Linked DNA regions of Homo sapiens: region 2 is linked to region 1. A link is a loop called in an ENCODE intact Hi-C map of the cell type or tissue named here. Cell type or tissue: ascending aorta. All regions are shown on one strand. Each heading gives the region's core, and the rest is flanking DNA. Links, peaks and the distances in the headings are about the cores only. Region 1 has its middle 34 kb from the start of PRKCB. Region 2 has its middle 34 kb from the start of RBBP6.

Region 1 (11,403 bases), core at 4,859-7,358:
AGGCTGAGGCAAGTGGATCACCTGAGGTCAGGAGTTCGAGACCAGCCTGGGCAACAGGAGATTTTGTCTCTACTAAAAATACAAAAATTAGCCAGGCGTGGTGGTGGGTGCCTATAGTCTCAGCTACTTGGGAGGCTGAGGCAGGAGAATCACTTGAACCTAGGAGGCAGAAGTTGCAGTGAGCCAAGATCATACCACTGCACTACAGCCTGGGTGACAGAGTGAGACTGTCTCAAGAAAAAAAAAAAAAGAAGAAGAAGAAAATAGAAGGTATTATGGAGTGTCTAGCTTAGCATGTTATCTCCTTCACATTGCAGGTAACCTTTAAACAGATGTGAAGGCTGAAGAGTTAGCTAGGCTAAAAGTGAGGGAAAATATTGCAGGCAAAGGGAAGGGCAGAGGCAAAAACGTGGAGACAAGAGAAAGGAGGGCACATTTGGGGAACTCATTGGTCAAACTTTCTGTTATTAGAGACAGTGCTAGGCTGTCAAGGATACTGACCACAAGGGATGTTCCCAGCTAAGCTGGAAAGAGCTGGAGGGTTAACCAAAGTGGTAGGAGGCAGACAGGGTGTCTAGACCCACACAGTCACTTTCTACTAAGGTCCTTGTCACTTCCCCTCACCAGCTTGTTCCACCTGGTTGGCCAGAATTTGGCCCAAGGCAACAGTTCCTCTAGATACTTCCTTTACCATCTGAAAGACAAAAATGTCAGCAATAAAAATGAACAGGATCTCAGAGTTCAGTTACCCAAGACTTTCTGTGAGTATCCATGTCATTGAACCCCTAAATAAGATAAAAGTGGTATTTCAAATAAGTGGGGGCGAAAATGGATTCATCAACAGAGGGCATCAGTATTACTGAATACTTAAGTAGTTTTTAATTTTATTAGGATAAATTCATGGGAGTGGGATTATTAAATAGAATAATATGAACAATTGTATGGCTTATGTTTGCCTTATTGTATTCCCAAAGAGCTGTAACATTTTATAGCATCACCACTTGGGCAGGGGTATTACCTGTTGTTGCTAATTTAGTAAGTAGAAGAGAGAGATCAAAGTTTCTCTAATTTGTGTTTGTGTAATTTATCTGTATACTTTCTTCATTTATATAAATAAATGTCTTCACTTTGGGAGGCTGAGGCGGGCAGATCACCTGAGGTCAGGAGTTCGAGACAAGCCTGGCCAACATGGTAAAACCCCGTCCCTACTAAAAATACAAAAATTAGTTGGATGTGGTGGCTCACATCTGTAGTCCCAGCTACTAGGGAGGCTGAGGCACTAGAATCACTTGAACCCGGGAGGCGGAGGTTGCGGTGAGCTGAGTTCACAGCCTGGGCGACAAGAGTGAAACTCCATCTCAAAAAAAAAAAAAAAAAAAAAACCAGCTTCAGCTTCTGGCCAGGTGTGGTGGCTCATGTCTGTAATCCCAGAACTTTGGGAGGCCAAAGCAGGCAGATCACTTGAGGCCAGGAGTTTGAGACCAGCCTGGCCAACATAACTAAACCCTGTCTCTACTAAAACAAAAAATACAAAAATTAGCCAGGTGTGGTGACACATGCCTGTAATCCCAGCTACTCAGGAGGATGAGGCAGGAGAATAGCTTGAGCCTGGAAGCCGAGATCGAACCACTGCACTCCAGCCTGGGTGACAGAGTGAGACCCTGTCTTAAAAAAAAAAAAAAATCCAGCTTCACACATTGTTGGTGTGAGCATAAACTGGTACAACTTCTTTGGAAGGAGATTCTGAAATAGCTATCAAAAATTAGAAATGAGGAAGAAAAAAAAATCCTTTGACCCAGGAACTCTAGTTTTGAGAATTTATCCTAGACATAAGCTGGAATCTGAGTAAAGATATTTGCTCAAAGTTATTTCTTTTGACATTATTAATAGTAGCAAAAGATGAGAAACAATGTTTCCCACTCAATGGGAGAGTGTTTGTTATATTACAGAACTTCCACAGAAGAATGCTACACAGCCATTTTTTTAAATGAGGTAGATTTTTATGGGCTCTGACATTAAGCAATTTACAAGTTGTAGCACTGGGGACATAAAAGTCTGTAGGTGACATACCCACTTGTGTAAAAAGAATGGAGGATGATATCCAGAGTTAGAGATTGAGATAGAGACACACACATAGAGACACTACAAAGATCATATCACAAGGAATTTACATAAGAGAACATTAATTGTAATTGTTTCTTGGGTGAAAGTAAGAGAGAAATTAGGTGTTCATTGTATACATTTTGTTACTCTGAATTTTACGATGTTATTTTTCTAGAAAATATTCAAATAAAAAATATTAGGAGAGCCGGGAGTGGTGGTTCATGCCTGTAATTCCAGCACTTTGGGAGGCAGAGACGGGAGGATCATTTAAGTCCAGGAGTTCAAAACCAGCCTAGGCAATATAGTGAGACCTCATCTCTACCAAAAATTATAAAATTGGCCAGACATGGTGGTGCAAGCCTGTCACCCCAGCTACTTAGGAGGTTGAAGTGGGAAAATTGCTTGAGCCCGGGAGGTTGAGGATGCAGCAAGTCAAGATTGTGCCACTGCACTCCAGCCTGGGTTACAGAGTGAGACCCTGTTTCAAAAAAAAAAAAAAGAAAGGAATTTTTAAAAAACATTTTTTTAAAATTTCCTTTCCTTTTTTTTCTCCCAGGTTCAAGTGATTCTCCTGCCTCAGCCTCCTGAGTAGCTGGGATTACAGGCATGAGCTACTGTGCCCGGCCAGAAAAAAATTTTTAAAAAGAAAAATATTTCCAGGTGCAGTGGCTCATGCCTGTAATCCCAGCACTTTGGGAGGCCGAGGCAGGCAGATCACCTGAGGTTAGGAGCTCCAGACCAGCTGGCCAACATGGGGAAACCCGTCTCTACTAAAAATACAAAAATTAGCCAGACGTGGTGGCACATGCCTGTAATCTCAGCTACTCAGAAGGCTGAGACAGGAGAATCGTTTGAACCTGGGGGGCGGAGGTTGCAGTGAGCCAAGATTGCACCACTGCACTCCAGCCTGGGCAACAGAGCAAGACCTCACTTAAAAAAAATTATATATATATATATACACACGTATATATATATACACACGTATATATATGTATATATATACGTGTGTATATATATATACGTGTATATATATGTGTATATATATACAAGTGTATATATATATACGTGTATATATATATATATACGTGTATATATATATATATGAGAGATGCCCAAGGGGGGAAAATAAAGTAAAACTCATGCATAATCCTAATTTATAGAAAATTATACAAAGTAAGACATAAAATCCCCCCGGGCTAATCACTGATAAATATTGCCTTCAAGTGCTTCCAGAATTGTTTCTGGGTTTACCCAAATGTAATTGAATAACATTTTGACTTTAATTTATGGATTTTTATACACTTTTCCTCTCCCCACTGTCTTTCCCCCAGCCAAGCAAGCAGAAAGTCAACTTTGAAAGTCCTAGTCTCTGAGGGGGTTTGTGGCAGGTCTGAAAAGCACAATAATCTCCAAGATGTCTTGGCTTTTGCCCTAAAAATCTAAGCCCATAGGAGAATGCAGAGGGTTTGTGGAAGAGCTAGAAAGAATGGAGGGATGTTTGCAGAAGTAAATGGCACTGAACAAAAGGAAGATGGTCATTTTATATTTTGTAACCGATACGAGATGTATTCCTGTCATTGGTATGTATGATTCCCCAAACACTGTTGCAAGGAACTAAGCAGGAGTGTTAGGATTCTGGGAGGTATTTACAAAATCAAATCTGTAAAGAAGGAGAGAGGGATAGAGGAGGAAGAGAGGGGTAGAGGAGAAGAAGGAAGAGGAAAGGAGAATTTAAAACCCAGCTAGTATGCCAAAAATGAGCTAAACTGAGGAGCTGAGTAATAAAACGATCAGATAAGAAAAAGAAAGTTCTGAACGAGATGAGACACAGCTTCCATTTAGTGCAAAGGACATGAAGAGGCAATTCACATGGCTTATAGACACGGGAGAAACCACTCGATCTCACACACAATTAAGGAGATGCACATTGAAACAATAATGAGATACCATTGTCTCCTATGGGACTGGCAAACAGGAGGTGGAGTCTGGCCTGTGAGCACCTCTGTGCACATCAGAAAGCAGCACCCCCTTCTGGGAGGATGTGCCTCGTGCCGGTGACCCGGGCGAGTTCTGGATTTCAGTCCTACTCCCTCGCAGCCTGGGTTTCCAAACAAGCTTAGAACCCTCTGCCAAATTATTAAAGGGTTGAGAGTTTAGAAGGAGATGTTTAGAAGGAGACAGAAAAACACTCTCCCACTCCTCAGAAAACGTTTTCTTGTTTTAACTCTGGCGTTCACACTATAATTCTAAATAATATGATTGTGCTTCTGTGTTTTGATTGATCAACTTAAAACCATATTGTCTCCATTGAAAAGAGCGAAATTTAGTTCAGCCTTATTATCCCCTTTTCCCTTGTTTCTACATCAGTTTTGTTTGATATTATTGTGGGTAAATTCCTGCGGTCACTGAATAAATATTTATTGAGAACCTCCACCTCTTTTCTGGGTGCTGGTTGTTCTAATGACTTTATTATTTATAACTTTTTAATTGCCTGCATGGCTTTAAATAATATACTTAATCATTTATTTTTTCTATTCTTATTCATATAAATTCAGGGTTTTTTTTGTTTTGTGCTTTTGCAAGTAATAGAAACTAACTACGACTGGCTTAAAAGGCATTGTAAAAAGAAAGATTATGGGATGGATACTGGGTATATTAACAGAATCCAAGGAAGGGCTGAACAACCAGGGCTTAGCAGGGCCAGCAACCAGGGCAGCTGCAGAAACTCAGCAGCAGGAATGTGCAAACTTCCTCCTAAGGGGCCACTTTTACATCTCTCATGTCAAAACCCTAAGCTCTGCTTCAGCTAGGGGTATAAGGTCATGTGGTATAGATACGGCTGCTGCTGCTGAGACCATTGCACAAAAAGGCAGATTAATTTTTTATTTGTTTTTTAGAGACAAGGTCTGGCTTTGTTGCCCAGGCTGGAGGGCAGTGGCATGATCATAGCTCACTGCAGCCTCAAACTACAGGACTCGAGTGATCCTCCCAATTCAGCCTCCCAAGTAGCCGAGACTACAGGCGTGCACCACCATGTCTGGCTAATTTTTTAATTTTTTTTTTTTTTTTTTTTAGAGACAGGGTCTTTCTATGTTACCCAGGCTGGTCTCAAACTCTTGGACTCAAGAGATCCTCCTGCCTTGGCTTCCCAAAGTGCTGGGGTTACAGGCTTGAACCACCGCACCCGGCAAGATTAATTATTGGATGACCATCTCTAGAATTGTGCCTATGACACAAATGTTCGTTGTTTTTTCATCAGAAGCTTGCTGAGTGAGAATGGGTTCAGGATCTGTTTGGAGAAAAAGCAGATAACACATCTCCCATCACATCCATGACAGAGTCCCTCTCTGGAAATCAGACTGCCTGTACCCCTGGTGTTTGGCTCTCTCTCCCTCAGAAAACATGGAAGTTTATTTGCACTCAATCGTCTGGGTCGATCCTCTCTCTCTCTCTTTTTTTTTTTTTTTTTTTTTTGTTTTTTGTTTTTTGTTTTTTTGTTTTTAATGTGGTCTTTGCTTTGGTAGACCAAACCTACAGACAATCTCTACAGAGGGAACTGCCAGAAAGTCCACCTCCTGGCCAGGCACAGTGGCTCACACCTGTAATCCCAACACTTTGGGAGGCCGAGGTGGGTGGATCATGAGGTCAGGAGTTCGAGACCAGCCTGGCCAACATGGTGAAATCCCGTCTCTACTAAAAAGACAAAAATTAGCCACGTGTGGTGGCAGACGCCTGTAATCCCAGCTGCTTGGGAGGCTGAGGCAGGAGAATCGCTTTAACCCAGGAGACCGAGGTTGCAGTGAGCCAAGATAGCGCCACTGCACTCTAGCCTGGGGGACAGAGCAAGACTCCGTCAGAAAGAAAGAAAGAAAGATAGAAAGAGAGAAAGAGAGAAAGGAAAGAAGGAAAGAAGGGAAGGGAAGGGAAGGGGGGGGGAGGGGAGGGGAGGGAAGACGGGAGGGGAGGGGAGGGGAGGGGAGGGGAGGGGAGGGGAGGGGAGGGAAGGGAAGGGAAGGGAAGGGAAGGGAAGGGAAGGGAAGGGAAGGGAAAAGTCCACCTCCTGCCTTGTGTGTTATTTTCCTGCCTGTGCACGAAAGCCCAGGTCTGCCCCCTGGTGGAAGCCACCAGACAACCTCAAGGAGGAAATTACTGCACTGCCCAGAAGGCGAAATGCCAGTTTCAGAGAGATACATGCCAATGCTTAGCCTAGAGCCTGGCACAGGCTAAGCACTATATACAGGGGTTCGCTCAAAAAAGAAAATAGATAGATCCTGTTCGTTTAAATGCATTGGCCTTAGGGTCACACCTACCTGAGTTCAAATTCCAGCTCTGCTACCTACGAGTTTTGAAACTTTGACATGTGTTTGGGTTTCTTAGGGCTGCCTTAACAAAGTCACACAAACTGGGTGGTTTTTAAAAAATGAGCTGAGCCAGTCGGTCGCTGTGGTTCACGCCTGTAATCCCAGTACTTTGGGAGGCCAAAGCAGGCCAATCACTTGAGATCGGGAGTTCAAAACCAGCCTGGCCAATGTGGAGAAACTTGATCTCTACTAAAAATACAAAAATTAGCCAGGCGTCGTGGAGGGCACCTGGAATCTCAGCTACTTGAGAGGCTGAGGCAGGAGAATCGCTTGAGCCCAGGAGGCAGAGGTGGCAGTGGGCTGAGATTGCACCACTGCACTCCAGCCTGGGCGACAGAGGGAGACCCCATTTCAAAAAAAAAAAAAAGAGCTAGGCACAGTGGCTCACACCTGTAATCCCAGTGCTTTGGGAATTGGAGGCAGGAGGATCACTTGAGCCCAGGAATTCAAGACCAGCCTGGGCAACATAGCAAGACCCTATCTCTACAAAATAAATAAATAAATAAATAATAAAGTATGTTTCAGTTTTGGAGGCAAGAAATCTGAAATCAAGGTGTCGGCCAGGCCATGCCTTCTCTGAAACCTGCAGGGGACTCCTTTGCTTCTTCCCAGTTTCTGGTGGTTTCCAGCAATCTCTCCATGGCTGCAGATGTATCACTCCAATCTTCCATCTTCACATGGCCTTCTTTCTGTGTCTCTTATGACATCTTCCTCCTATGCCTGTCTATTTTGTGTCCACATCGCCCCTTTTTATAAGCACACCAGTTGTATTGGATTATGGCCCACCTTACTCCTGTACAGCCTCATCTTAACTAATTACCTCAATGACTCTATTTCCAAATTAAGCTCACATCTGGGGTACTGGAGGATAAGAAGGACATCAACATATCTTTTTCTGGGCACACAATGCAATTCAACAGCATAGTCTTTCACCTCCTAAGCCTTCATTTAGTCAAGTGTAAAATGAAAATAATTATAGCCAGCTCATAGGATTGAAATTTTCTGACATAGAAAGACATTTGAGGCCAGGCACGGTGGCTCATACCTGTAATCCCAGCACTTTGGGAGGCCAATGCAGGCAGATCATGAGGTCAGGAGTTTGAGACCAGCCTGGTCAACATGGCAAAAGCCAGTCTCTACTAAAAATACAAAAATTAGCAGGGTGCCGTGGTACACACCTGTAGTCCCAGCTACTTGGGAGGCTGAGGCATGAGAACCGCTTGAGCCCAGGAGGCGGAGGTTGCAGTGAGCCAAGATTGCACCACTGCACTCCAGCCTGGAAGACAGAACGAGACTCCGTCTCAAAAAAAAAAAAAAAAAAAAAAAAAAGACATTTGAGATATGTCACTCAGACTAATAGGAAGTTTCAGAGTAAAATACATGCCATGAAATGCCAGTACAGAGTCCATTTCCCAATGTGTTTGGATATGGACAAAAAATTTCTGGAAGGGTATACAAGAAATGTATGAGTGTTATCTCTGGGGAATTGCAGCGGTGAGATTGGAGGGAAAGGGGAGGAAGGGCTTGGTCTTTCCCCTTAGGCCCCTTTGGTTCTGCTTGAATTGCTTTTACAGAGACACATTTTATTTTCATAATTTAATAAAAAGAAAAGGAAATAAACCACAATAACGTCTGCCTCATTGGGTTGTTGTGAGGATGAAATAAATGTGGAATGGAAGCCACGCAGCACAATAAGTGCTTGGTGAGTGGTGACGGTGGGCATTCTCATGGCAATTTTCACTGAAACATCAATTTTAGTAGAGAGAAACTGGAAACAACCTAATTGTCCAACTAATGGAAAAGATTTATTCAGGAAATTATAGTACATGCACTTCATATATTAGTAAGCGGCATTAAAAATGATATTGGCCAAAAGTCTGTAATAATAATAAGCAAAACTGTTCACAATATAATGGAAATGGGAAAGTAAAAAGAAAACAGAACACAAAATATCAAGCTTTGTAGCATGGTTTGTTTTTGTTTTTGTTTTTCATTTTTTATTCCTGTTGCCCAGGCTGGAGTGCAATGGCACGATCTCGGCTCACTGCAACCTCCACCTTCTGGGTTCAAGCGATTCTCCTGCCTCAGCCTCCTGAGTAGCTGGGATTACAGGCATGTGCCACCACACCCAGCTAATATTTGTATTTTCAGCAGAGATGGGTTTCACTATGGTGGCCAGGCTGGTCTTGAACTCCCAGCCTCAAGTGATCTGCCCACCTCAACCCCCCAAAGAACTGGGATTACAGGCTTGAGCCATGGCACCCAGCCTATGGCTTTAAAAATAATGTAAAATAAACATAATCAATAAAGGAAGCGGCTTTGTTAGTGTAGCAGAAATATGAGCGATTTATTTTTCTTCTTTTTTTTCTTGTACTTGTACTTTCTACATTTTCTTTAAGGACATGCCCTACTTTTACAATGAGAGAAAATTATTATTGGAAGGAAAAAAAGATTAAATGTGACATTATTTCCCCTTTAGAAATATTTCGTATCCTGGTGAACAATTACCCTCCCACTTTACAGAAATCCTCATTTCCAGAGATATCACTTCTGAGAAGCAACGTTTTCAAATCTGCAAGGATCATCCCTCGAGCCACTACACCTTTCCCAACATTTCCTTCTTTCCTCTAGTTCTTCCAACTCTATTTTAAACTGTTAAGGTCACACACAGTGGCTCACACCTGTAATACCAACACTTCGGGAAACTGAGGCAGGAGAATTGCTTGAACTCAGGAGTTCAAGACCAGCCTAAGCAACACAGCAAGACCCTGTCTCTACCCAAAAAAAAAAAAAAAAAAAAAATTAATCCACTGTGATGGGGTACATCTGTAGTCACAGTTACTTGGAAGGTTGAGAATTGCTTGAACCCAAGAGTTCAAGGCTGCAGTAAGCTATGATTGCACTCCAGCCTGGAAGACAGACCAAGGCCCTGTCTCTAAAATAATAATAATCTTTTAAATATCCCCTTTCCAGAATGTTCCAGAGTGTCTCTCTTTTTTTTAGACAGAGTCTCACTCTGTCGCCCAGGCTGGAGTGCAATGGCACCCACTCTCTTGGCTCACTGCAACCTCCACATCTCGGGTTCCAGCGATTCTCCTGCCTCAGCCTCCCAAGTAGCTGGGACTACAGGCATGTGCCACCACGTCTTACCAATTTTTTGTATTTTTAATAGAGACAGGGTTTCACCATGTTGGTCAGGCTAGTCTCGAACTCCTGTCCTCAAATGACCCACCTGCCTCGGCCTCCCAAAATGCTGGGACTACATGCGTGAGCCACTGCGCCCAGCCATGTTCCAGAGCCTCTTTTCTTTCTTTGACCCAGGAGCACTTGTATTGAGTGAATGTGAGAGACTGAGAGACAGAGTCCATTTCCCAAGCTGGATTTTCCATGTGGATGGCAGGCAACTGGTCACACAACCTTGATGTTCCTGGTGATCTAGGTATTCTCCAAACTAACCCATAGCTGTCTACTTCTTGAGTTATTATTTGAGATCAAAAACGTCCTTATTGTTGGAAATCAAGAAGCATCCTTTGCTTCCCTCGGTAGTTTACTGAATCCTGAAGAGCGTCCATCTTTCTTTAGCCCCTGACCACATTTTTGCATCTCTTGTGACTGCTGCTAAGACAGAGTTCTCCCAGGGGTAGCTCCTCAGGGCCCTCTCAAATGGGAGCTTTCACTAGAAATAACTCCCAGTTCCAGGCCCTTAAGGCCAGAGAGAACTCAAGTGGCTTCTTTCACTCCAATCTCCCTTCCCACCCTGGATTGCTGGCTCACGTCTATTATTGTGAAAACATATAATTTATTCAGTGTTTATGATCCAAAACCCTAGTTCCAGCTTCCCTCCTTCCCTTTCAAGAATCATCTTCCTTTGAAATACTTGAGAAACATCAGTTTGTGTTACATCCACTCTGTAATTAATTTATTAGCAGCTATTTCCCTGCATCATAAACTCCTCCCTCCCTGAATCAATCAAAATATGTCTGGTTGCAAGTAACAACAACCAAAAAAAGAACCCCAACCAGCGAAGATTTAGACTGTGAAGACATTTCTGGTTTTCTCAGTGAGAACCTGGAGCTAGGTAATGAGTCTAATCAGGAGCTTATGCATGGCTGCAGTCTCTGGGAGCTCATCTGTAACCATTCACCTGGCCTTTCTCTTAGGCTTATCACCTCAAGGTCACAAGATAGCTGCTGCACCTCCAGCCTTCATGCCCTCTCTCTTTTGTCCCCAGCAGGAAAGAAGACAATGAAAATGCAAAAATACTCATAGAAGGCTCCAGAAAGATCTTCTTTTGCATATCATTTGTTAGAACTGGGTCACACGGCCACCCTTAGGTGCAAGGGAGGCTGAGAACATGAGTATCTGGCAAAGGGGAATAGGATAGCAATGGTTGGCCTACACAAGTCATGATCCATTCTTGACAGCTGGGCACATTACAATTCCCGAAGAAAAAAGTCAGCCAGGCATGGTGGCTCATGCCTGTAATCCCAGCACTTAGGGAAGCCAAGGGGGGAGGATCATTTGAGCTCAGGAGTTTGAGACCAGCCTGGGCAATATAATGAGACCCTGTCTCTACAGAGAAAAAAATACAAAAATTAGTCAGGAGTGATGGCACTCGCCTGTAGTCCCAGCTACTCTGGAGGCTGAGGTGGGAGGATTACCTGAGCCCAGGAGGAGGAGGCTGCAGTGAGCTGTGATCATGCCACTGCACTACAATCTGGGTAACAAGAGTGAGACCCTCGCTCAAAAAAAAAAAAAAGGCTCTGAGAGGCAGAGAGAAGAGAGGCCAGTTAAGAACCTCGGGACTCAAGGAATGACATATTGTTGAGTTCTCTGGGTTTTCTTTTTGCCTGATATAGCCTAGACTTGGAGCTGGAGAAGCCAGCAACCCAGAAATGCCAAGAGGTGCAGATAAATATGCTCTTCCAAAAGTGTTCTC
Region 2 (11,403 bases), core at 5,271-7,770, 700 kb before region 1:
CTCACCATGTTGGCCAGGCTGGTCTCGAAATCCTGACCTCAGGTGATCCACCCACCTCAGCCTCCCAAAGTGCTGAGATTATAGGCGTGAGCCACCGTGTCCTGATCTCATACTTTCAACTTCCAGGACTGTGAGAAAATAAATCTCTGTTGTTGAAGCCACCTAGTTGATGGTGTTTTGTTATGGCGGCCTGAGTTGACTAGTACAGATCCCATTTAGGATCTTGAATTTTTCTAATCAACTGGGAGATGGGGAAAAACAATGGAAGACAGCATGTAGGAGGTTTCACTGGGCCAGTCTTGGAAGTGGTGCCTTGCTTATGCTCAGTTTATTGGCCAGACTCAGTCACATGACTACTCCTAACTGCAAGGGAGGCTGGGAAATATAGTCCAGTTTTGTGCTCAGGAGGAAGAAGAAATGGGCTGGGTAAGAACCTGAAGAATCTCTGCCACAACTTGAGAACCAGGAAACAAAACACAGTAGTGCTAAACATAACTTGTCAGGTCCCAGTAGCCCCATGGAGCCAGGCTATCTTCCAATGGAAGGAGGAATTGTCTGAGTTATTATAAATGTCTTGTTTACCAACATCTTGTCTTTACCAACAAGACCATACTAATGTCTTGTTTCCCATCAAAAGGCGGCCATCTCTGCCAGGTCACTCAGGCAGGTGGAGCAGGTCACTGGGGAATCCAGGAGGTGATATTTGGAGACCCTGGCAGGAAGGTAGATGGGTAAATAGGTTATCAGAAGTGATATGGCCCCAGGCATCCAGGCTGGGGTCCAAGGGTGAGATTCTGATCCCTGAGTTACAGAGAGGGAATATTAAACTAGGCAAGATTCTAGGTGTATGCAGGTGGTCCAGCCTGGAATTTAGGCAGAGAGAGGAGAGAAAAGTCCAACTTTAAAAGTAATGGCAAAAACTGCAACTACTTTTGCAGCAACCTATTAAATCTGAAGTCTAAGGTCAGGAGTTGACTAGAAGCCTGGATTCCTGGATGCAGAGCCTCACACTGTTGGGTTCAGAACTCTTGATCTCCACCTGTCTAAAGCTATCTAAAGTCTTTATTGGTCTCTCAAATGGAGTGGGATAATAGTGGACACTTGTTATTTTTCCTTGAGCAGCACCTGTTTTCATTTTTTTTCTGCTTTAAGAACTTTTTTTTTTTCTTTGAAGAGCTACTCCTCACTGACTCTCAGTCCATGCAGCTTTAGCGGTGCTGAGCACAGTCCCCTGGTTCCAGGGTTAGGAGTAGGACCCAATCCTGGCCAGTCAGAGTCACTGCCATGGTTCATGGATGGACCCATGACTCCGCTGGAACCCATAAGAGTCAAGCGTGTCATGAGAGAATGTGAACCAGAAGAAGAAGAGTAGTCTTCTAAAAAAATAAACAAAACATAATTTATATACAGTTGACCCTTGGACAACATGAAGGTTTGGGGCACCAACCCTCCATGCAGTTGAAAATGCAAATGTTATCTTATGACTTCCCCAAAACTTAACTATTAATACTAATAGCCCACTGTTGACTGGAAATCTTATCAATAACATAGGCAGTTGATGAATACGTATTTTGTATGGTAAATATATCATATACTATATTTTTACAATATAGTAAGCCAGAGAAAATATTAAGAAAATATTAAGAAAGACACATCTCTTGGTGGTCATAGTGGTCGACTCTCTAAAATTCATTACCCCCAGATAATTATCTTAAGTTAATCATAATAATCCATTTTCTTGGCAGTGACTAGTTCAAGGGTGGACAAGTTAAAATCAATTTGGGCCAAGAGGTGCAAGGAAAGTCTTGCTAGGAGCTTCTGAAAAGGATGCTTTAATACATTTAAGCCAGATCGAGGATGAAGCCAGTGCTGTGAATGGGCAGAGTAAAGAGACAGAATAAAGATTCATCTTGGTGCAGATGAATCAACTGAGCTGAAAGCTCAGCCCACCTCTGGACTCTGTCTCTGGGTGCTGTCTGTCTTGTTGAGTCAGCTTTTTGGTTATGAGTCTCCAAAAGGCATCTTAACTGGTAGAGGTATCCATGGGATGTAGACCTGGGGCTGCTTGGGGTCATCTGTGCCACTTCATAGCGACAGCCTGCCTTCCATAGAAGCCAGCACAGAAAAACTGAACTAAGGGGTTTAAAAGGACACATTCCCAAAGCTACTTTTTTGGACACCCAATCCAGTAGTGCCTGGCATATTCAGTAACTTGAGCCTATAAACCCACCCTCTCTATTTTTAAGCCAATTTGTACTGAGGTTCTGCAACTTGGAACCAAGGAGTCCTGATTTTCTTTTTCTTTGTCTTTTTCTCCTTCCCTTCCTTCCCTTTCTTCCCTTCCCTTTCTTCCCTTCTTTTTCTTTCCCTCTTTCTTTCTTTCTTTCTTTCTTTCTTTCTTTCTCTTTCTTTCTTTCTTTCTTTCTTTCTTTCTTTCTTTCTTTCTTTCTTTCTTTCTTTCTTTCTTTTTTTCTCTCTCTCTTTCTCTCTCTCTCTCTTTCTTTCTTTCTTCTTTTCTGAGATGGAGTTTTGCTCTGTCACCCAGGTTGGAGTGCAATGGCACAATCTCAGCTCACTTCAACCTCTGCCTCCTGGGTTCAAGCAATTCCCCTGCCTCAGCCTCCTGAATAGCTGGGACCACAGAAACATGCCACCATGCCTGGCTAATTTTTGTATTTTTAGTAGAGATGGGATTTCACCGTGTTGGCCAGGCTGTTCTCAAACTCCTGACCTCAGGTGAACTGCCTGCCTCAGCCTTCTAAAGTGCTGGGATTACAGGCGTGAGCCACTGCACTGGGCCCAAAGAGTCCTGACTCATAAGCTTGAGCTGGAATGTGAGACAGTGAAATTGCTCCCGCTCTGGGATGGAAAGAGTAGCTAAAACAGGAAACCAAGCAGGCTGTAATGGAAATGCTCTGACTTGACTTGGCAATTTGTTGGCACATACAATTGGTAGAAAAATCACTTAAAGATCTGCTGTTGAAACAAACTAGAGTTGGCTCAGAGCCAGGTACCATAACATAAGAATCAGGTAGGCTGAGCATTGTGGCATATGCCTGTAATCCCAGCACTTCGAGAGGCCAAGGCAGGAGGATCACTTGAGGCCAGGAGTTCAAGACCAGCCTGGGCAACATCGTGAGGCCCTGTCTCTACAAAAAATAATTTAAATAAGTTAGTGAGGCATGGTGGTGCACAAATGTAGTCTCAGCTACTTGGGAAGCTGAGGTGGGAGAATCACTTGAGCCCAGGAGGTCAAGGTTGCAGTGAGCTACAATTGGGCCACTGCACTCCAGCCTGGGTGATAGGGCAAGATCCTATTTCAAAAAAAAAGAATCTGATGGACTTAGGGGGTTTATGGGGTGGCATAGCAAGACAGTCAGTGCCCCACCCAAATCCTCACGCACTCACTGTCCCTTTTCATGCTGACTGCATCCTGCTGTGAGCAGCTGCATCTGTCAGCCCGAATACTTTCTCTTAGACTGTGAGTGCTGGGGAGCTAATGTCCTGGAAGCAGCCATTGACAACACAGATGGGCAATGAAAGATAAACACCCCACTCCTTGTTCCTCAGCAGGGAAGGATCACCCTGAGAGTGTTTATTTTATTTTTATTTATTTATTTTTTAGACAAGGTCTTTCTCTGTGGCCCAGGCTGGAGTACGGTGGTGCAATCACAGCTCATTGCAATCTTGACCTCCTGGGCTCAAGCGATCCTCCCACCTCAGCCTCTAGAGTAGACGGGACTACAGGTGAGTGCCACTGCACTAGCCTTATTTCTTCATTTTCTTTTGGTAGAGATGAGGGCTCTCTATGTTGCCCAAGCTAGACTTGAACTCCTGGACTCAAGGGATCCGCCCGTTTAGGCTTCCCCAAGTGCTGGGATTACAAGCGTGAGCCATCACACTTAGCTTGAGAGTGTTTTTTTTTTTTTTTCTTGAGACAGAGTCCCGCACTGTTGCCCTGGCTGGAGTGCAATGGTGCAATCTCTGCTCACTGCAACCTCTGTCTCCCAGGTTCAAGTGAGTCTCCTGCCTCAGCCTCCTGAGTAGCTGGGACTACAGGCACACGCCACCACGCCTGGCTAAATTTTCGTATTTTTAGTAGAGATGGGGTTTCACTATGTTGACCAGGCTGGTCTCAAACTCCTGACCTTGTGATCCGCCCGCCTCGGCCTCCCAAAGTCCTGGGATTACAGGCATGAGAGAGTGTCCTAAACTGTCTCAGATGTACCCAGTGGGATCAGCCCCGGTTCCCCACAGCAGTAACCTACTTAGTCAAATGCCCTTTCATTGTGTCTTTCCCTCCCGTCTTACTTCCTGTTAGGGACTGAACTGTGTGCTCCCCTCCCAATTCACATGTTGAAGTCTCAACCCCCAGTGCTTCAGAACGTGACTGCATTTGGAAATAGGGCTTTTCAAGAGGTTAATAAGCTAAAATGAGGCTGTAAGGGTGGGCCCTAATCCAATCCGACGGTTGTACTTAACAGAGGAGATTAGGACACCGAGAGACACCAGGCATCTGCTGCACAGACAGACAACCATGTGAAAAGGCAGCAGGAGGTCAGCCACCTGCAGCCAAGGAGAGAGGCCTCTGAGGAAACCAACCCTGCCAGCACTTTGATCTTGAACTTCCAGCCTCCAGAACTGTGAGAAAGTATATTCCTGTTGTTTAAGCCACCCAGTCTATGGCATTTTGTTTTGGCAGCTTTAGCAGACTAATATACTTCCCCATTCCCCCACAGTGCTTCCTGGGGTCAATTCTCAGATAAATGATTTGCACTTTAATCCTTATCTCAGGGGCCAGGTGGGAGGGGGCTCACGCCTGTAATCCCAGCACTTTGGGAAGCCGAGGTGGGCAGATCACCTGAGGTCAGGAGTTCAAGAGCAGCCTGACCAACATAGTGAAACATCGTCTCCACTAACTTTACAAAATGTAGCTGGGTGGGGCGGCACATTGCTGTAGTCCCAGCTACTCAGGAGGCTGAGGCAGGAGAATCCCTTGAACCCGGGAGGTGGAGGTTGCAGTGAACTGAGATCGTGCCACTGCACTACAGCCTGGGTGACAGAGTGACTTCGTCTAAAAAAAAAAAAATTATCTCAGGAAACCAACTCGCAGACCAACAACGCATATGTAAGTACATGGAACCACATGGAACTTTGTAGATCAAACAACAGTGCCCAGAAGTCAGGGACAAAGTATTATAGTGCAGTGGTTAAAAGTGTGAGATTGCGTGGTGATTTGTGCCTATAGTTCCAGCTACGTGAGAGGCTGAGACAGGAGGATTGGTTGAGGCCAAGAGTCTGAGGCTGCAGTGAGCTATGATTGTGCCACTGCACTCTAGTCTCGGCAACAGAGCAAGATCCCGTCCTTAAGATAAAAATTAAGGGAAAAGAAAAGAGGGCTCAGTGACTCATGCCTGTGATCCTAGCACTTTGGAAGGCCAAGATGGGAGGGTTGTTTGAGCCCAGGAGTTCAAGATCAGCCTGGGCAACACAGTGAAACCCCATCTTTACAAAACATTTTTAAAAAATGAAAAATAAAAAAAATTAGCCAGGCGTGGTGTGCGCCTATAGTCTCAACTTCTTGGAAGGCTGAGGTGGGTGGATTGCTTGAGCCTGGGAGATTGAGGCTGCAGTGAGTCATAATCGTGCCACTGCACTCCAGCTTGGGTGACAGAGCAAGACCTTGTCTCATTAAAAAAAAAAAAAAAAGAAAAGAAAAGGGAAAAAAAGGTGAAATTTGGAGTCAGGCAGAACTGGACTCAGGCTCTGGATCTGTGGATAGAGTAAAAGAAAATTAAGCCCTAGTATCCCCATCTTTGCTGAATTTCTAGTCCAGGTAAGAAGACCAGGCCAGGTGCAGTGGCTCACAACTGTAATCCCAGTACTTTGGGACACCTGAGGCAGGTGGATCACTTGAGGTCAGGAGATTGAGACCAGCCTGGCCAACATGGTGAAATCCCGTCTAATAAAAATTAGCCAGGCATGGTGGTGGGTGCCTGTAGTCTCAGCTACTTGGGAGGCTGAGGCACGAGAATCGCTTGAACCCAGGAGACAGAGGTTGCAGTGAGCTGAGATCACACCACAGCACTCCAGCTTGGGTGACACAGCAAGAGTCTGTCTCAAAAAAACCAAAAACACAAACAAAAAAACAACAACAAGCAAATAAACCAAAAACTAGCCACCCAGAAAATCAGCTGGCATTCCTAGTGTCATAGCAAAAAGATCATTTGCCTGGGCAACGGGGACCTCAGTTCTGGTAGCAACTGATTAATCTCCAAGCCTTTTGCGGGCAGGGTAGGGATCTTGTGTGTTTTGCTTTCCATTTATTTCCAGTGTCCAGCACTATGCTGAAGACTGAGTGATAAATTAGCATTGAATGAAGGACGGAGTATGACTTTGGGCTAGGCTGTTGAGCACTGCAGCTTCTAGGTGTAAGAAGTGGGTGTAATAACCTTTGTCACAGGATGTGTGTGTTGTTTCAATGATGTAAGGGAAGGGCTTTATCCACTGGGTCACCTGTCTGGATGCAACGTGATGGTTTTCTCCAGCCAGGCGCTGTGCCTTGTGGATAAACAAGAAGGCTCTGAGGCCAGACAGGCTTGGGAGACCCCAACCCTGCCACTTACAATCTGTGTGGACTTCAATGAGGTGCTTAAATTCAACATCTAGTAAGCTGTCAATAACAGCTACTCAATAAAGCGTCCTGCCAGGGCGGGGACTTCGCTTTGCCACATTTGAGCATCTCCCGCCAGCTTTGTACTGTTTTCTGTTTGCCCACTAGAGGTCAGGCTAACCCCAAAGTTCAAAGCTCCTAAACCCAGCCCAAAACACCATTTCTAAAGTGTCCAGGCAGGGCGCGGTGGCTCACGCCTGTAATCTCTGCACTTTGGGAAGCTGAGGCGGGAAGATCACTGGAGCCCAGGAGTTCCAGACCAGCCTGAGCAACAAAGTGAGAGCTCCAAAATACGAAAAAATTAGCCAGCAGTTGTGACGAGGGCCTATTGTCCCAGCTATTTGGGAGGCTAAGCTGGGAGGATTGCTTGAGCCCTGGAGGTTTAGGCTGGCTGCAGTGAGCTATGATTGTGCTGTTTCACTCCAGCCTGGGAAACAGAGCGAGACCCAGCCTGAAAAAAGTGTCGGGAGGGGAAGATGACTTAACCTGTGAAACCGCGCTGGTCATACAAACACATTTTCCAAGGTTGCTCTCTGTCCTTCTCAACCAACCCTCGGATTTTATCACTAGACTAAGAGAATGGAGATTTGTATGGAGGGCAAATTTATTGAGTTACTTCTGAGAAATCATCAGGGAACAAAGGACACAAAAGAAAGCGAAAGCTGGAGGTAATAATAACAATTTCCGAGTATTGACGATGTATTGGGAACTTAAATAATTTTACACTTATTAACTGATTTCATGATTGTAACACTCTATGGGGTAGGTATAGTTTCATGTTACAGATGAAAAGCCGGCACGGAGATGTAGCACTGGGCTCTTAATCACAGTGTGATGCTGAGATTGGCAAGAGCCTGACTGCCATTAGGAACCAGCTGATATATTTCAGGCCTGGGATCTATGAAATACAAAAGGCTTTGAGCATTTCCCAGGTGCAGATATTTTTGTTGTTGTTGTTTGTTGTTTTGAGATGGAGTCTTGCTCTGTTGCCCAGGCTGGAGTGCAGTGGGGTGCTCTTGACTCACTGTAACCTCCACCTCCTGGGTTCAGGTGATTCTCCTGCCTCAGCCTCCTTAGTAGCTAGGACTGTAGGTAGGTGCAACCATGCCCGGCTAATTTTTGTGTTTTTAGTAGAGACAAGATTTTGCCACGTTGGACACACTGGTCTTGAAGTCCTGCCCTCAGGTGATCTGCCTGCCTCGGCCTCCCAAAGTGCTGAGATTACAGGTGTGAGCCACCGTGCCCGGCCCCCAGGTGCGGATGTTTTTGGTCTTTGAGACACATCTTTTGGGTTCGTTGAACCAGGGAGAAAACTCTCCACCTCCCTCCTTCATTTATCTCTGTCTGTGGCTCTTTGGGGGTCACACAGACATGGGTTCAAATCTTGGCACTGCTGTTTGCCAGCCGTGTGGCCTGGGTAAGTATGTACTTTGCTGAGCCTCAGTTTCTTCTACTGTAAAATGTAGAATTTTTCTCACAGGCCACTCTCCAATCTCTCTGACTCCTCTTCTGTCTCCTCTGGAATGTGAGTTCCTGGAGGAAAGTTTCCTTCTTGGCCAGGCATAGTGGCTCACGCCTGTCATCCTATCACTTTGGGAGGCTGAGGTGGAGGATCACTTGAGCCCAGGAGTTCGAGACCAGCCTGGGCAACATAGTGAAGCCCTGTATCTGCAAAAATTAAAAAATTAGCCATATGAGGTGGCATGCATGTGTAGTCCCAGCTACTCAGGAGGCTGAGGCAGGAGGCTGACTGAGCCCAGGAGTTTAAGCCTGCAGTAAGTTATGATTGTATCGCTGCACTCCAGCCTGGGAGACTCTGTCTGGAAAGAAAAAGAAAGAAGGAAGGAAGGAAGGAAGGAAGGAAAGAAAGGAGGGAGGGAGGGAGGGAGGGAGGGAAGGAGGGAAGGAAGGAAGGAAGGAATTTCTAATGTCCAGAACAGCCTGGCATATGTTAGATGCTTAAGAAATAAATGCTGATGGCTGCCTGATGCTTCCCACTGAATGTCCCTTAAAGTGTAAGTCTATATTCCCATTGAAAGTGCAGAACTTCAATCATTTGCTAATGACTGTCAAGCAGCCATTCATTCATGGATGCATGCGTTCATTGCTGAACACTTGTGCATTAGAGGCTGGGCATGGTGACTCACACCTGTTATCCCAGCAGTTTGGGAGGCTGAAGCAGGCTGATCATTTGAGGTCAGGAGTTCCAGACCAGCCTGGCCAACATGGCAAAACCCCGTCTCTACTAAAAATACAAAAATTAGCTGGGCATGCTGGTGCATGCCTGTAATCCCAGCTACTTGGGAGGCTGAGGTAGGAGATTCACTTGAACCTGGGAGGTGGAGGTTGCAGTAAGCTGAGATTGCACCACTGTACTCTAGCCTGGGTGACAGAGCTAAACTCCGTCTCAAAAAAAAAAAAAAAAAAAAAAGTAGGAGCCTGCTCTCAAGAACTTCAAGTCCAGCATGAGACAAGCTGGCCATTATGGAGTTCCAGCCTCAACAGTCCCACCCTTGGCTGGCCCCACCATCCATGTGCGTTTTCTGTGTATTTGATCCTTGCCCACTTAGAAGTGGAACTCGCTGGGCCAGGTGCAGTGGCTCACGCCTGTAATCCCAGCTCTTTGGGAGGCCGAGGCGGGCGGAACACAAGGTCAGGAGATTGAGACCATCCTGGCCAACGTGGTGAAATCCCATCTCTACTGAAAATAAAAAAAATTAGCTGGGCGTGGTGATGGGTGCCTATAGTCCCAGCTACTTGGGAGGCTGAGGCAGGAGAATGGCATGAACCTGGGAGGCAGAGTTTGCAGTGAGCCGAGGTTGCGCCACTGCACTCCAGCCTGGGTGACAGAGTGAGACTCCATCTCAGAAAAAAAAAGAAGTGGAACTCGCTGTGGCCATGCCATGCTCTTCTCTTTTGCTCTTCTGGATTGCTTGAGCCCAGGAGGTTGAGTTCAGTCTGGGTAATATAGGGAGACCCCATCTCTTAATAAACAAAAAACACCAGCCTGGGCAACATGGTAAAACCCTGTCTCTACTAAAAATACAAAAATTAGCTGGGCACAGTGGTGTACGCTTGTAGTCTCAGCTGCTGGGGAGGCTGAGGCAAAAGAATCACTTGAACCCAGGAGGCAGAGGTTGCAGTGAGCCGAGATCAAGCCACTGCACTGCAGCCTGGGAGGTCTGGGTCACATTCTTGGACAGACTGAGGATCAGGTGCTGTATTAGTCCATTATCACACTGCCATTAAAAAAAAAACTGAAACTGAGTAATTTATAAAGAAAAGAGTTTTAATTGTCTCATGGTTCTGCAGGCTCTACAAGAAGCATGGCTGGGGAGGCCTCAGGAAACTTACAGTCATGGAAGAAGGGGAAGCAGGCACATCTTACATGGCTGGTGTAGGAGGAGGAGAGAGAGGTGGGAGGTGATACACTTTAAACAACCAGATTTCATGCTGGGTGCGGTGGCTCATGCCTATAATCCCAGCACTTTGGGAGGCCAAGGCAGGCGGATCACCTGAAGTCAGGAGTTCAAGACCAGCCTGGCCAACATGGTGAAATGTTGTCTCTACAAAAATACAGACACACACAAAAATTAGCTGGATGTAGTGGTGGATGCCTGTAATCCCTGCTACTCAGGAGGCTGAGGCAAGAGAATCGCTTGAACCCAGGAGGCAGAGGTTGCAGTGAGCTGAGATCATGCCACTGCACTCTAGCCTGGGCGACAGAGCAAGACTCCGTCTCAACAAAACAAAACAAAAAACAAAACCAAAATAAACAACCAGATCTCATGAGCACTCACGAGCAGCACCAAGGGGGAAATCCACCCCCATGATCCAATCACCTCCCACCAGGCCCGGCCTCCAACATTGGGGATTACGATTTGGCATGAGATTTGGGTGGGGACATGGACCCAAACCATTTCAGGGGCATAAATCAAGACTCCTGGGGCTGAGTATGGTGGGTCATGCCTGTAATCCCATCACTTTGGGAGGCTGAGGAGGATGGATCACTTGAGTCCAGGAGTTCGAGACCAGCCTGGAAAACATAGTGGGACACCATCTCTACAAAAAGTAAAAAAATAAAAAATTATCCAGGCATGGTGGTGCACACCTGTAGTCCCAGCTACTTGAGAGGCTAAGGTGGGAGGATGGCTTGAGCCCAAGAGGTTGAGGCTGCAGTGAGCCAAGGTGGTACCACTGCATTCCAACCTGGGTGGCAGAGGAGACCCTGACTCAAAACAACAACAACAACAACACAAAACAAAACAAAACAAAAACTCCAGTTTCCTCTTATATGGTTGTAGCAGGAAGAAGTGGGGGAGGAGGTGTGTGTGTGTGTTTAAACCTTTTTTTTTTTGGCAAGCACACATGTGCACAACCCAATATACACATCACGCTTACTTCTCTTTTCTTGGGGTAAGCTCCAGCATGACCAACCTCGGGCAGGTCTATTCTCTCTGGGCCTCATTTTCCTTATCTGCTCAATGAAGCTGATGGATACAGCGCTTTCCAAGGTACCTTTTCACAATAACATGTTCTCAACCAGTGTGCAGGTATTCCCCTCCTAGGGAGACGTTTCTTGCATCTTTCCCACACACATGGCCCTGCATGCACACACAGACACAGAGCTGCAGTGTGTGCACATCTATCCCACACTCTGTCCCTCCAAGCCTTCCTACCCTGGACTATCTGGACTAGTAAGGAATGAAACAAGAAACACAGGGTCCGGG

Evidence for each region. A loop is a pair of places that touch in the nucleus more often than their neighbours do. Peaks named below come from ENCODE experiments on the same cell type or tissue, not always from the same donor. Only the 100,000 strongest peaks of a DNase experiment are listed, where the experiment ranks them.
Region 2: it touches region 1 in a loop (5-fold over the local background); 41 of 110 quality-filtered maps call a loop at or near these places.

Annotation. Positions count from the first base shown.
Region 1 is chr16:23,796,414-23,807,816 of GRCh38, reverse strand. No RefSeq gene overlaps it. Among named protein-coding and RNA genes, the nearest start is that of PRKCB, 34 kb to the left of the region's middle. RefSeq lists a cis regulatory region at 3,913-4,319. In ascending aorta, for the core only: a CTCF peak has its summit at 6,214 (motif pointing left); a DNase peak (open chromatin) is centred at 6,206.
Region 2 is chr16:24,500,315-24,511,717 of GRCh38, reverse strand. No RefSeq gene overlaps it. Among named protein-coding and RNA genes, the nearest start is that of RBBP6, 34 kb to the left of the region's middle. In ascending aorta, for the core only: a CTCF peak has its summit at 6,773 (motif pointing right); a DNase peak (open chromatin) is centred at 6,777.